2 separate regions of the Homo sapiens genome follow, and region 1 is linked to region 2. The links are chromatin loops, found by intact Hi-C in ENCODE. Cell type or tissue: MCF 10A. All regions are shown on one strand. Each heading gives the region's core, and the rest is flanking DNA. Links, peaks and the distances in the headings are about the cores only.

Region 1 (7,496 bases), core at 2,330-4,829, 760 kb before region 2:
CTTTTAAACGATACATGTGTAGATATAAAATTCAAACAATGTAGAAAAATACAGGCAAGAAAGAATATTAGACAGCCCATCACCCAGAAAGGCCTGATATTTAACAGGCGACCGAAATGTGGGGCTCATAACCCATGCATTCAAGACTCTAAAGACCCTGATTACCTTCTTACCTTCATGGTGGTCACATTTTATTGGCTCAATTTGCTACCAGAAATCATCAAAAATCACCACTGCACAGAATGCTTAGCTCACGTGGACTTCGCCACCTACTGAAGTGTAAGCTATAGTACAGGAAATATTATGTTATGAGAAGAGAAGAGAATGCCCTGGCACCCTGTTGTCTAGCAAATGTATCTAGGTCCCCCTCTGCACTGAGTTGGGCTGGTGGCAGGAGTGGGCATTCACGGCACCACTAGGCCTCACTCCGTGCACCTGACCTGGATCGAGCCAGCATTTCCAGGAAAGCCGCCTGCTGTACATCCTTCAGCCTGGGGCTGGGGGCTTCCCTGGCCGGGTTGGACCATAGCCCATGCTGGACCAGAGCCTATCCAGGGGCACTGCTCTGGTATGTTTCCTGGACTGCTGTCGGCCGGCCTAAGACCTCTCCTCAAGGATCCATGCAGGCCTGGCCCACCCACTCTCTCTGTGACCAGATACTACACAGGCTGTGATTTGACAAACTTAGTTCCTTCTGCAACGTTTGCTACTTCCTCTAAGTTCTGTCAGAGGCCTTCTTTTGTGGTTGATTAGTCAAACCTACCCCATTACCCTCGACATGTTGGCCACACCTAGTGCTCAAAGGTGAGCTCCTGAGGCCTTCCCAAACCACCGTACCCAAAACATCAGCCTCTGCCCTTGAGCATCTGGCTTTTTGCATTTTTGTTCATAGCATTTACCTACTCGATAGTATACTTGTGTTTAATTTCATGTTGGCTGCCACCCCACTAGAAGGCAAGCCCTGTGCGGGGGAGGACTTGGTCCGGTTTGTTCATCCCTATATCTCCAGCACATCAAAGTGGCCCTTTGATAAATGCACGTTGAATGAATGCACGCATGAATGAATACACTGCTCCAGACAGGGTTCTCCCACTTTGTTTCCAGCTCTTGGGAGCTGCGTGCAGAATCCATTGGCTTTGATGAAAGGAGAATCCAAGCCTTGGCAGATGTCCGAGCTGACCAAGGCCGTGCAAATGCTTTCATCATGTGTCCCGTCTCAAAGGGTTTTAACAGGAGGTACCGGGAAGTGGGAAAAACTGGAGTTGTGAGATGGTGGGCAGGAGGCTGGAGGAATGGCCCCATCCCAACACTGCCTAATCTCTGCTTGCTCAGCCCTCCACCTCCCCTCAGATCACACTCTTCAGTGTCCCCCTGAAAGCAGAGTCACTATCTCTATGTCAGGGTCCCCTGCCTGCACCTGCTGCTGCTCTTTGGAGCTTTGACGTTTTGTCACTTATCTAGGTGTCTGTTCTCAAAACACTGTGAGGCCCAAGAGGCCAGAGGCACCTGTCATTTGTTTTTCTAAGCCTAATGCCCAGGACACAGATGCCCAGGAGACAGATGCTGGGCATTAGGCTTACAAAGTGAACAGCTACAGATACACGCTGTCCCCAGAGATGATGGCACTGATGCCCAGGAGGCTGGACAAAGGACAGAGAGGGTCTCTTGAGGACCTCTACTCCTGGTGAGGACTTCGCAGCCTGTGCCTTACTTATGGAAGCACAGCCCTCGCAAAGAGCTGGGCTTTGGTTTACTGTAGTGTTCCTGGATTCCTCCCTTCAGAGACTCTGAGGGCCATGGGGACAGCTCCAAGACCAAGCTGCGGTCAAAGCCACCAGGACTGGGTGTCAAGTGGTCAGCAGAGGGACATACCCAGGACCGCTGGCTGCAGCCATGTCCACAATGCTTGACACTCAGCTTAGGCCGACTCAGAGTGGGGTGTGGCTGACAGCCCCCAAAGTCACTCTGGTGCGGGGAGGGAAGCTGGGGTAGCACTGCGTCCTGGAAAACCTGACCCTGAGGACCTCTCCCTTGCTTAGCTAAGAACATTAGGTCACTCTGTTTGCATCATAATGTCTCATGCTTCCCTGTTTAACAATTTTTTAAAATACATTTTTGAATGTTTTCCTTTCAAGTAATCTTGAAAGCCCTGGTTATAAGCTGAATACCTCGGACATGCCATACTTGTTCCTAGGGTCCAAAAGGAATCCATTCAAATTGATAAAATCAATTAATATTTAAAGAACAGATGTAAACACCAGAAGAATTTTTAAAAATAACATAACTAAGGTCAGGTGATGGAGGGAAATAGAAAAAGCACAGTGCTTCGAAAATTCTGTCTAAATCACGGGTACATTATCTCATCAAAGGATAGAGTTACAGGAGTAACAACAAAATGAGCTAGAAATGGAACTCACAATGTCCAAATAAGCAGGAGGAACACACACATCCAAAACAACACGCAGAATGTAAGCCAGACACAAAGAGAGAAAGCTTGTGCAAAACATGAAGACAAAACTGAGATTGAGGAGCTCCAGACTTTGTCCAGGATGGACATTTTAATATAGCATTTAAATATATATGGTATAACATAGCATTTAAGTATAATGCTATTTCACCTAAAGGTGAAATCATAAATTTACTGGAAGGAAATGTAGGAGAATTAGAAAAATAAATAATTTTGGGGTAAAGAAGAGAAGTATGAATAAGGGACAAGAAATAAAAACCAAAAAATTAATGCATTAACTGCATATAAAATAGAAATAATCTACATATTAATAAAACAAAACTTAAAAAAATTAAAACATGATACTGTGAAATATATTTGTATCATATATCAAATTCAAAGGGGTTAGTTTTTTTATTTCAAGTTATTATTATTAATCCATGATTAAAAAATCAACAACTCCACAGCAAATGGACAAGGGATAGAGACAGAAACAGAAAAATAACTGCCTCTTTATTTATTTATTTATTTATTTATTTATTTATTTTTATTATTATACTTTAAGTTTTAGGGTACATGTGCACATTGTGCAGGTTAGTTACATATGTATACATGTGCCATGCTGGTGCACTGCACCCACTAACTCGTCATCTAGCATTAGGTATATCTCCCAATGCTATCCCTCCCCCCTCCCCCCACACCACCACAGTCCCCAGAGTGTGATATTCCCCTTCCTGTGTCCATGTGATCTCATTGTTCAAATAACTGCCTCTTATACACAGGGAAAGATGAGAAAAACGCACTCAAAACTGCAGTGAGTTGCTCCTGCTTCACCCGGCAGGTTGGGACCCACCAGGGAGTGTGCCCACACCATGAAGTGAGGATGAGCAGTGTGAACCAGCACCACCTTCACAGAGGGTGATTGGCAGCATCACACAAAGTAAAGAATGCCAACACCACGTGCCTGACGCGTCCCCATGTAAGGACGTTTCCTGTACGTGTCCATACATGCATGTAGGCTCAGATGTTTATCATAGCAAACCCTTTATCCAATGACTGGGGCCAGAGCTGAATAAATCCTACACACACACAAAGCTAACCTCACTCCAAAGCGTTAACAGAACAAGGCAACCCTCTACTCTTGCTCAGAGAGAGAAACTAAGTGTAGAGCTGTGTATATAATATACTATGGTCTCTGTAAAAGCCACAGAGAAAACACCAGTCTGTGCCTCTTTGTGATTAGGTAAGAAACTAGCAATCATCTTTGTAGCTGAGAAGTGCTTTCTAAATTCTAAAATGCCACTTAATCAACCCCTTGTTAAAGGAATTTTTCAGCAGGTAGGGTCTAACATGATCATACACTCAATAGTTTTATTTTCTAGGTCACTTTCAATTTCAAATATCTTGTCTGATGTTAATGTTCATATATTCATCGTTGACTAAACATGTGTCTTAGTTTCTGTGTCTAAGGCCAACAGAAAGAGAATGGGTCCATAAGAGTCAAGGGCCGGAATTTCTTTTCTTGAGAAGCTGCCCTTGCTGGCTTATGCCAGAGCATGTTTTTTGGCCTCCCTCACAGGCCTCACAGTTCTTTGCCTTTCCTCTGCTTATCTTGACTTACATTTCCATATCGTTGCCCTGAAAAAGGGTAGGTAACTTTGACTTCATGCATCTGAAAATCCTTGATCAGACAGCTTTTGGAGAATGAACAATATTTCAGGAGTCAGGCCTTTTTCCCATGCCTTGTCATTCTAGCAGCCCGGCTTCCCTCCTTACCCAGGGGACAGCACAGTGCTTCTGTTTCAGCTGGGTGGTCCCAGAGAGCTTGAGAAGCCCTGCAAATGGATGGGCAAATTGGAGACCTGAGGTAAGCCAGGTGAGGCTGGTGTGTCTGCAACAGCCAGATGCCTTCAGTTGATTGCGGGGGCTGCATGCAATTTTTGTAATGTGAATTTTGCAAGCCTGTTCTGACATTTTCAACATTGATTTTGCAAACCTACCTCTCTGGATTTCTAAGGACTCTTTGGGAATTATTATTATTTGGTCAGATCATTAAAAATGCAAGGGGAGGGTGCTCTAACCAGTCCAACTCGGTGGCAGATGATTTTTTTGGCTACTCTGGAAAGAAATATTAATCTGAGAAACCAAACTCAACATCAGATGCAGGCAAGACAAAAGGGATAAGCAATGAAAAAGGACAGAAAGCCTTCCCCCTCCTCCAGCACCTGTCCTGCCAGGAGCTGTCCCTGGGGATAAAGGGCTTACCATGAATTTCCTCTGCCCTCTTATTAGACCATTGTACAGCCTCATGAAGCAAGTGTTACCCAAAGGACCACCAGGATGGCTGGGTAGTCGAAGAGAGGGCTTTAATGTCAACATCAGTTTGCAAACCAAACTGATGGAGAGAGTTTCCAGCGTGAATCAAAAGTGCTCTCTCTGAAGAACAAATAGAAGGTCAGAGGTTTTATAGAAAGAAGAAATGTTATGCATTGCTCTTTGAGAAATTTCACCAGCACTAGTAAGGTTCTGAGTAGCTGGCAAGCTCTGATTGGGAAGTGACAGCCATGGGCAAAGCTAGTCTGAGAGTTGCAGCAGGTCATTTCAGGAGTCTTAGATAAAACTGGTTTCAGGCTACTGCAGGCAGTTTCAGCTGCTAGGCCTACAGATAATTACATTTTTGGAGCAATGTATTGTGCTCTGGGTGCTATCCCCACTGGATTCTTGACTGTGTTTTAGTTGGGTGTGACAAGAATGGCCCAATCTGTATGATAAGTTTTCACAAAAGGAAAACTTTTCTTGCAAAAAACAAAGCGAAGATAGACTCAGCAGAGCCTTTCCTCAGCCTTCCTGTAGGACAAATTCTTTCCCCAGTGGGAAAGAATTTACAGGACCTGGGATCTGAATGCTTCTGCCTGGCCTTCTAGTCTCAACCTGGGCTTCAGCCCTCAAACCACCTTCCCCCTTAGGCTTCTTGCGTTCCTTCATTTATCCTGTCTTCACCCCCTGCCCCATTAGCCTCCTTCTCTCGGAGACCGTGGGTGGAGTCTTTCCCACTCCCAAAGTCTACCTGGGTGTTTCTTGGGCTCTTTGCCAGGCTGAGGCCCAGGTGCATCCCCAACACCTTCATGTTCCTTGGTTTTGCCCTGAGGGTTGCAGTGCTCCCACCCCCACCTGGGTACTGAGGCCACTGGAGGTTTTCATGTCAAGTGCCCATGAAGCTGGCTGTCCTGTCCTCAGGACAGGGCAATCTTCCTGCTTGAAACCCATTGTGATAAAATAAATGTCAGGCTCAGCGGGCAGGTGGGGTTTGCATGCTGCCTTGACCTTGGAGGGGCCACTTCACTGCCTCCTGGCTGTCTCTTCAGCAGAACAAATGGAGAAAATAATGGGACAAAGACCGAGCTGAGCAGAAGGGCAGCCACTCCCTTCACCGACCCGCGAGCCAGGCAGAGTAAGCGATGGTGCCTGTGGGTGAAGCCCTGGGTGCAGCTTCCCTGTTCCCACAGTCCCAGCCGTAGGCCCCTCTGCTGCCTCAGTGGACTGGTGATTACTGCTCTGAGCTATGGTGTTCAAGGTAATGTTTCTAAAGAGGGTTGGGGAGCCACGCCCCGAGAGTTCACGCCCTGGTGCAGCCCCTCCAGGGTGGAATCTGGGCCAGGCGCTGACTCACGCCTAACCAGCAGAATACCTACCAGTGAACGGTGTCGGTTTCCCGCCTGCCCGCGAGAGGCCACAGCTGCTGCTGCTTCTCACTGGATCACTCATTCCTGGGAACCCTGAGCCACCCTTCTGGAGAGGCCACAAGACAGGACATGTGGAGACAATAAGAGAGGCCCCTCCACCTGGTCTAACCTCCAGATGACCCCCGGCCCCTCCACCATCGAGCTAAAACTACAGGAAAGACCCCAAGAAAAACAGCGGGAGAAGTGTCCAGCTGAGCCCCCACCCTACCCAACCCAGAGAGGTGACAAAATGGGTGTTAAGTCACTGAGATTTAGGGCAGTCTGTTAAATAGCAAGAAACAACCCAAACAGAACCCAACGGCCTGGCTCCGTCCACCTCTGCGGCTTGCTGGTTGTGCGGCCTCTGGCTGGTTTCTTAACCCCTTGAAGTCACAGCTTTCCAGTCTGTACAACAGGCATAGTCCTGCTCAGACTGGAACTCTGCACATCAGAATCAATGCATAATGGCCCTTGCCGTCATTCATGTCCATAGAATTAAGAGACCCTGAACAGGAAGTTAGGAACATTTCTGCCCCTACAAATGGCTTTCCCTTAGATGAACCAGGTCTGGGAAGCTAGAAGTCCAGTGGCCCCCTATAAGGTGAATGTGTTATGTGCATGAGCAACATGCTTTCTCTTCTCCTGAGAGCAGGGAAGCACTCTCTGTCCCACAGTGGGCAGTGGGCCTGTGGCCCAGAGCCTGTCCACTCCCCTTTTTTTCCTCCTCACACTGACACCCTCTGCAGTGATGGGCCACAGAGGGCACAATCCACCCAGGTTTGGGAGCACAGCCCACGTCTGACTCACTGACAATACAGGGCATTTCCTTCAAAAACAGGGTTTCTGTGCAGACATTTTGTGTGTATTTATATTTTTTGAATTAAATTGTGGCAAAATACACATAACAAAATTCATCATCATGACCGTTTTTAAGTGTTCAGTTCAGTAGTGTTACACACATTCACATTGTTGTACAACCCATCTCCAGAACTCATTTCATCTTGCAAAACAGAAACCCTGTGCCCATTAAACAGTGACTTCCGCCCCTCCCCGCAGGCCCTGCCAGCCGCCCTTCTGCTTTCGGTCTCTATGGAGTTGGCAACTCTAGCACCTCATTTAAGAGGAATCCCACATTATTTGTCTTTTCATGACTGGCTTATTTCACTCAGTATAATGTGTTCAAGGTTCACCCTTGTAGCTTGCATCAGAATTTCTTCCCTTACAAAGGCTGAATAATATTCCACGGCATGTTTGTGCCTCATTGTGTTTACCAGTCACATGCTGATGGGCATCTGGGTTGCCTCCACCTTTGGCTATGGTGTTTAGTG
Region 2 (7,496 bases), core at 3,102-5,601:
GGCCCTTGGGGTGAGAGGAGGGCCGAGAGCAATTTACTCAAGTATTGTCTTCATGGTCTGTCATCCTCCCCTTTCCCTACCAACTCCCCCAAAATAAGTCCAGTGGGTGGTTTCTATTCAGTGAAGCATCCAGATAGTCCTGGTATGCAGTTGGCACTCAAATCCCACTGAATGAATGAATGAATCAATGAACAGGGTCAGGTTAGGCTGCCCTGCACAGATTCTAATCTTGTGATCCCTTTTGGTTTCTAAGCAATAAAACACTCTGGGGACATACACGTGTATACAGCACACACATGCTTTCTCAGATTTCTCTAGAAATATTAGTTTTGCCTATTAGTCCCAAGAAATGAAATGACAAGTTATATATATGTCAAAAAAGGGAAGCACATATTGCATTTATGTGAATATTACCATATATAAGTTCAGGCACCACTGGGAGACTTAACATTGAGTATTCCCATTAAACAGACTTGGAGAAACAAAACACACACATACACACACACACACACACTCCTTCACACTCACAGTTCTGGTGAAAATTGTTGCTTCACCCCACTTTCATGCCTTTAAAATGTGATTTTCTGATGCATCAAAAATTCATGGGAGGACAGGAGAATAAGAAAGCCCCTCTGGGATTTTAACTTTAACTTTGACAAACTATCTCAGTACGATGAGGTCCTTTTCATAAACCAGGGCAAACTTGGACCTTGCTGTTCTGTTTCATGGCAATATACGGGAAGCAAATGCCACTTGGTAACCAAAAGGTATTAATAGATCTCAAAATACATGGACTTGCACTGTCGCTACACCCTGGAGATCTGGTTAACAGCATTGAATGGGTGTGGGATTTGAGGCTAAATACAGCATTTCCAAAGTAGCTGACATTTCCAAATGTGGCAAACCACAAAAACATTCCTTGTGTGAAGAGCATTTTTCTACAACCGGAACAGGGGCAACTGAATAATTTTAGTCATTTTACCAACCCAATGCACCCGTCACAAAAGCTCAGGTGAAGGAATGCACAGCTATTTTGCAATGATGGTCTGCAATGCTGCCTTGTGTGTTCCCCAGCTGACTCAGTTGTACCATCTAGACACAGCCAGCCTATATGGAGCTGGGGTTTTCACCACAATTCACTAAAATAATGGGCGACAGGCATGAGTGACTGGGGCAGGACTCCTTGCCTTTCACATGGGTCAGCCTCTCTGACGAGTGAGCCCAGGTGCACTGTCTCCTACTCGTTTATTAAAAGAAAGAAAGAGGATATAGTATTTCAGCTTCTTACAGATTTAAAACGGAAGTGATTCAAGTCACAAGAAAAGTACAAACACGTTGCTTAACCGAGTGAGTATATTCTGAGAAATGCATTGTTAGGCTATTTTGCTGTTGTGTGAACATCATGGAGTGTACTTGCACAAATCTAGATGGTAGAACCTGCTACACCCCCAGGCTATGTGGCATTAGCCTATTGCTCCTGGACTACACACTGGGGCAGCACGTTGCTGTACCAAATACTGTAGGCAGTTGTAACACAACGGTAAGTATTTGTGTATCTAAACATAGCTAATATAGGAAAGCTACCCTAAAAATACAATATTATAATCTTATGGGACCACTATTTGATATGCAGTCTATCTTGACTAAACTGTTGTCATGTGGCACATGACCTGTCATCTCTTTTAACAGTGTATATTGACATATTATAGACTCTTAACAAGGCTTGAACATTTCTTCCAGGGGAAACACCTGTTTGGAGCCTTTCACTTTAAATTACAGGCAACTACAGTGAGAGTTCTAGCTTTACCACTTTTTTTTGAGAGGAGGTTCTGGCATTAAAAGTTTATTTCTATCCATGTTATTCAAATATAGCGCACTAACTTTATATTATACAAATAAGTCAGAGAGGAAGAAGGGAAGAGAGCAATTAAAGAGTTATGAATACATTTTTTATTGCAGAAAAGGCCTGAGCCTCCTGGGATTTGAAGGCACACAGAGGATAAATAGGCCCCACCCTGTGTTCTTTGAGAGGTTAACAATATTTAATCCAGAACTTTTTGGAATACATACAGGTGTTCTTTGAAAAAGAGTTTAGCAGTCAAGTGAATTTGAGAGAGGGTGGTTTAATTGAAGTTAAACATTACTTTACTGCAGGGCTTTTCAGAGCCTTTAATCTGCTAAATGCTTGTGACATTCCAAGTGGGGCTGTGAGTGAGGACTGCCTTCGAAAATTTCACACAAGGCACTGCAAGGTATGGGCCCTAGGAAGGGGTGAGGAGGCAAAAGGACGAGGAGGCTGGATAGGGGCCTGAATAGGGGCCTGCTTATGGGACTGTATTTCCCCCAAACATTGAACTATAAAATGCTTTTTGATGGAAATAGTAATAACGTAACAGAGAACACACAGGCACAAGTGAAAAATGAAAAGCAACTTTTCTCCCAAAGAGAAAGGGAAACTTCCCAGGCCCTGAGGGGTGGGGGCGGGGGAACCAATGTTTTGAGCCCTTTTTAAGCATCACATTAGCTCCTTTACAACTACTATGAGCTTCTAACATCGGGCATTTTAAGATAGAAAGGGAGGGGTCCAACACATGGCTTTCTGGGAGAGTGATCCAAGAATGTCAGGTCACCTGCAACACATGCACAGGTACCCAGAGAGAGAGAGAGAGAGAGAAAGAGAGAGAGAGAGACCTCTTTGCAGAAGGCCATGATGTCCCTGGGAAGTGGCATGAGAAGGAGTCACTACAGGGTCCACAAATCATACATGCTCTAAGCATCATCCATGGCCCGCATACATGGTCTGTCTTAAAGTGATTTGCACCATTCTATATCAAACAGATAAACGCTACTGTGATTGATAAAATACAATTAATGTAAAAATCTTGCTGAGTTCACAGTAACAGTCTGTCTTTAAATATTTTCTCTATAGATGGATAAGAGTAGAGCTAATATTATGTGTAGATCCTCAAACTTAAAATTTTTAAATGAGCAGTTTAGACATGGTTCAAAAAATAGAAAATGTCAAAAGATATAGAATAAAATTATCCATTATTTATATCTGTAAAATTATCTCCCTTCTGGTCCCATATACCAAGACTCTGATTGGATAATCCTTGTTCTTAGTTTCTCATGTAATCATCCAAGATTTTTAGCACACACAAGCGCATTCAAACATAGATTTTTACTTTCCCCTTTCTTACAAAATAGGTAGCATATTTTATATGCTATCCCACATTTTTTGAAAGGTCAAATATGACTGCACTACTGTATCTCCTCTCTATTGAAAGGGACTTCTTCACCCTCACACAGCTCATAAACACTGTCAAAAGCTACCTGAACCTTGAACCACTCATAGAGCGGTTGGTCTTATGTCCCATACCTCACTTTTCCTCCCCACCTTCATGGATGCCCTTAGAACACTTCTGGTGACATGTGGGACTGAACTTTTATCATTGCTTTGTGACTGTTACACCCATCTGTCTTCAAGGAGAGGCTGTCTCCTGTAGAATAGGATATCTTACTATCTCGAATCCCAGAACCTACAGAAGAGCTCACCTCTTAATATCCAATGTCTCCAGGGTAGAAGGTTACCATAGGTAGGGGTCACTGGACGTGTGTATTTCTAAATAACCTGGGAGATTCCAATGATACTCCAAGAAAGAAGATGCTTAGGTGGGTCTCATGGCCTTCATGGATACTGTAATCTGCAGGAAGGATGTGATGGGCAGCCCTTCTCCAATTCATGTACAGTTTGGTTATATTCTCTTTTAGTAAAAGAAGAAAAACAATCTTCATTTCTAATTCTACTTGGCTTGTAAATTTGGACTTATCTTCAGAAAGAAATCACTCAGGAAGGAAAAGAAATAAATCAAAATAATAGAGGGACAGAGGATTCTTCAACCAAAGGAAAAAATAATCTCAGTTTTTCAACAAGAACAAGTGAATATGGCAGAAAAAAAGTAATTCATCTGAGCTGGGTGAAGTTAGAAAGAAGATTCAAATTTGAATGAAGTTGAACTCATGATCATATTGCTTGACTGAGTGCCTACAAGGTGCCCCCTTTACCTCCACTTCCTCCTCACATTGTTCACCAGCCTTGGAACTTGGTGTGATGCAAAGGCTGGCAAAAAGAGAAATCAATGAAGTTCAACATCACGAGGAAATTGCAGAGGTGTGGGAGAAGCTGATGTCTTTTACAGAAAAACTTGAGAAAATCTGAGTATGTGTCAGGAGCTGTGAGAACCATGGAACTGTACCTGACCCCAGATACAAAGCAGAAGGAACAGTTCATGATTCTTATCCTGGAATTATTTTTGGTGGATTAAGAGTAGATAGATTAATTTCAAGAATGGTGCCAATTCTCCACAGCTCCCTGTATTTACATCTTCTGAAATGTGACTTTGCAAGTCTTCCCAAATCTATTTCCTTCCCTATGAATAAGGGCTTCCCCTGTGACTCACTATGCCCTATAGAATGCTGCAGAAATGTTGGGGTTTGGGGGGCAAAACAAGCTTAGGCTTAAGAGGCATTGCATGCTGTTACTCATTTGGAACCCAGCCAGGGCCATGGGCAGTTGCCTGGGCTAGCCTGCTGGAGGATGAGAGGCCCTGGGGAGCAGAGATGAGTCAATCCAGTGGCCCTCCCAGGTAATGTTTAAGACTCCAAAGGAATAGCCAGTGAGACAGGAGGAAACCCACAAAATGTGCTGCTAGAGAAGGCAAGATTGGGGATGTTTCAAGGAGATTGTGGCTGGCTGTGTTGGATTCCGTTGATAATCAAAAATGATGAAGATAGAAAAAAATGTCCTTTGGATTTAATGTCATGGGGAGTCTTGGTGACCTTAATAAGATCTGTTTTGTTCTTGTTGGTATGCTGAGGACAGGAGCCTGCTCAGAGCTATGCCAAGTAGATTAAGACTGTGAGTGTAAGCAACTCTTTTGAAGACGTTGTTGATACACTTTTTGATGAAACAAACTAAGGTGTAATGATGTGGTATTAAGAATCATTCAGCAGAGAGAGAGAGAATCTTGATAAGAGGGAGAACTCCATAATCAAGGGACAGGACACTTGAAAGACAAGGGTTTGGGAGCCTGGTAGACAGATGCCCAAACTCAGATGAGTTCTCTAACTGTCTAAGGTTTACGTGCCAAGTGCTTTGTGGCCTGTAGAGAAATGCGCAACAATCATTCATTATTTTTGCTTTTTTTATCAACTCTTTTTCCCTGGACAATGCTTATTTTTGATAATAATTAGTAGAAGTAACTATATGGAAACTAACTTTATGGCAACGAATCTGGCAGACACCATCTTAACCATATGATCATAAGTAACTGGACAAACTCACATTATGTGTCTCTTGATATGATACACTGAGGAGGATAAAACCTCACTTCCACAATTTTCCTGGTGAAAACGCATCAATTACCTCTCATTATGAGGAAATACCAGACAAAATCCAAATGAGGGCTATTCTATAAAACAAGTGGCCTATCTTCTTCAAAAGTGTCAAGGTCATAAAAAGCAAAACAGATTAAGGAACTATTCCAGATTTAAAAGAGACTGAAGAATGATGATAATCAAATACAACATATGTGATTGAATTGTTTCCTGGAATATATATATATATATACACACACACACATATATATATATATATATATATATATATATACACACACACACACACATATATATATATACACACACATATATATATACACATATATATACACATATATATACATATATACACATATATATACATATATACATATATACACATATATATACATATATACATATATATACATATATATATATACACACACATATATATACATATATATATTTAATATAAAGGATAATTTCGGGATAATTTACAACACATGAGTAAGGTCTCTAAGTAGTAATATACTAATGTTAAATTCTGATTTTAATTATGCTATAGTTCTGTAAAAGAATGTCCTAGATCACAGAAAATACATACTAAATTATTTGGGGATGATGAGGCATTATGTTTGTATCTTACTCTCAAACAGCTCGGGAAAAAATATGAATATAGTAGAATTCTAAGATAGTTCCCAAGCTTTCTACACCCTGGTACACAGGGTGTAGAAATTAATTGCTTCTCCATGGGTTTGAGCAGAATGTATGCATATGATGGGAGACCACTCCCATGATTTGATTACTCATCAGTTGACTTTGAGTTAATCCAAAGGGAAGTGATCCTGGGTGCACCTTGCCTAAGCAGGTGAGCCCATTAGATGAAGGTGAAGCATCAGAAAGACTCCATGCTGCTGGAGAGCAAGCCAACATGTTGTGGGAGTATGGGAAGAGCCACTCAGCAGGAAATGCCAGGAAGCCTCTAGGAGTTAAGCCTGATCCCTGGCTGATATCTGGTGAGAAAATGGGGAACCTCATGAGTCCTACAACCACAAGGAACTAAATTTGACCAGTAAAAAGTGAGCTTGGAAGAGGGCCCTTAGCCTCAGGTGAGAGAATAGCTCCAGCTAACACCTTAAAGTCAGCCTGGTGAGACCCTGAATAGAGATCTCTGCTAACCTGTACCTGTACTCTTGACCCATAGAAATTGCAAGGTAATAAAAGTGTATTGTTTTAAGATACTAAATTTGTGATAATTTGTTACATAGCAAAATAAAACTATGATGTCTAAAGCAAATATGTCAAAATATAAACAACTAGTGAATCTTGGTGAGCAACTTAGAGCAGTTCTTTGTACATTTTTGCAAATTTTCTGTAAATCTGAAATGATTTAACAATAAAATGTTATCTAAGGTGTTATATATATATATATATATATATATATATATGGCTTAATATATGCCAGATGATGGTTAAAGTATTTTTAAATATATTAATACATAAATTTTCATTAAAAAACAAATGACCCTTCTTCTTCATGACCTGTTTTACAGATAAGGAAACTGAGGCATGGAGAATTCAGATGACATGGGTGAGGTCCCACAGCCAGTAAAAGGCAGAGCTGGACTTGAATCTGGATTCCAGGTTCACGCTCCTAAGGACTCTGCCCTACTCTCAGTGACCCTGAAGTGATATCAAACCAACTGACCCAGGGGACTGGGTGAATGTGGTTGAGCATGATCCCGCAGGGCCCTGAAATTCATGGGGAATCATTTTTGTTTTATCCTCTGTCATTTTTTTTTTTTTTTGAGATGGGGTCTTGCTCTGTTACCCAGGCTGGAGTGCAGTGGTGTGATCTTGGCTCGCTACAACCTCTGCCCCCCAGGTTCAAATTATTCTCATGCCTCAGCCTTCCAAGCAGCTGGGATTACAGGTGCCCGCCACCACCATGCCTGTCTAATTTTTGTATTTTTAGTAGAGACGGGGTTTCACCATGTTGGCCAGGCTTGTCTTGAACTCCTGATTTCAAGTGATCCGCCTGCCTTAGCTCCCAAAGTGTTAGGATTACAGGCATGAGCCACCGCGCCTGGCCTCCCTCTTTCTTTTATTTATCA

Evidence for each region. Peaks named below come from ENCODE experiments on the same cell type or tissue, not always from the same donor. Only the 100,000 strongest peaks of a DNase experiment are listed, where the experiment ranks them.
Region 1: it touches region 2 in a loop (5-fold over the local background); 2 of 110 quality-filtered maps call a loop at or near these places.

The regions. Positions count from the first base shown.
Region 1 is chr20:23,135,638-23,143,133 of GRCh38, reverse strand. No RefSeq gene overlaps it. Among named protein-coding and RNA genes, the nearest start is that of LINC00656, 6.8 kb to the right of the region's middle. RefSeq lists enhancers at 1-22, 5,502-6,701. In MCF 10A, for the core only: no CTCF peak of the experiment used is centred there; a DNase peak (open chromatin) is centred at 3,423.
Region 2 is chr20:22,376,742-22,384,237 of GRCh38, reverse strand. No RefSeq gene overlaps it. Among named protein-coding and RNA genes, the nearest start is that of LINC01427, 98 kb to the right of the region's middle. In MCF 10A, for the core only: no CTCF peak of the experiment used is centred there; a DNase peak (open chromatin) is centred at 4,557.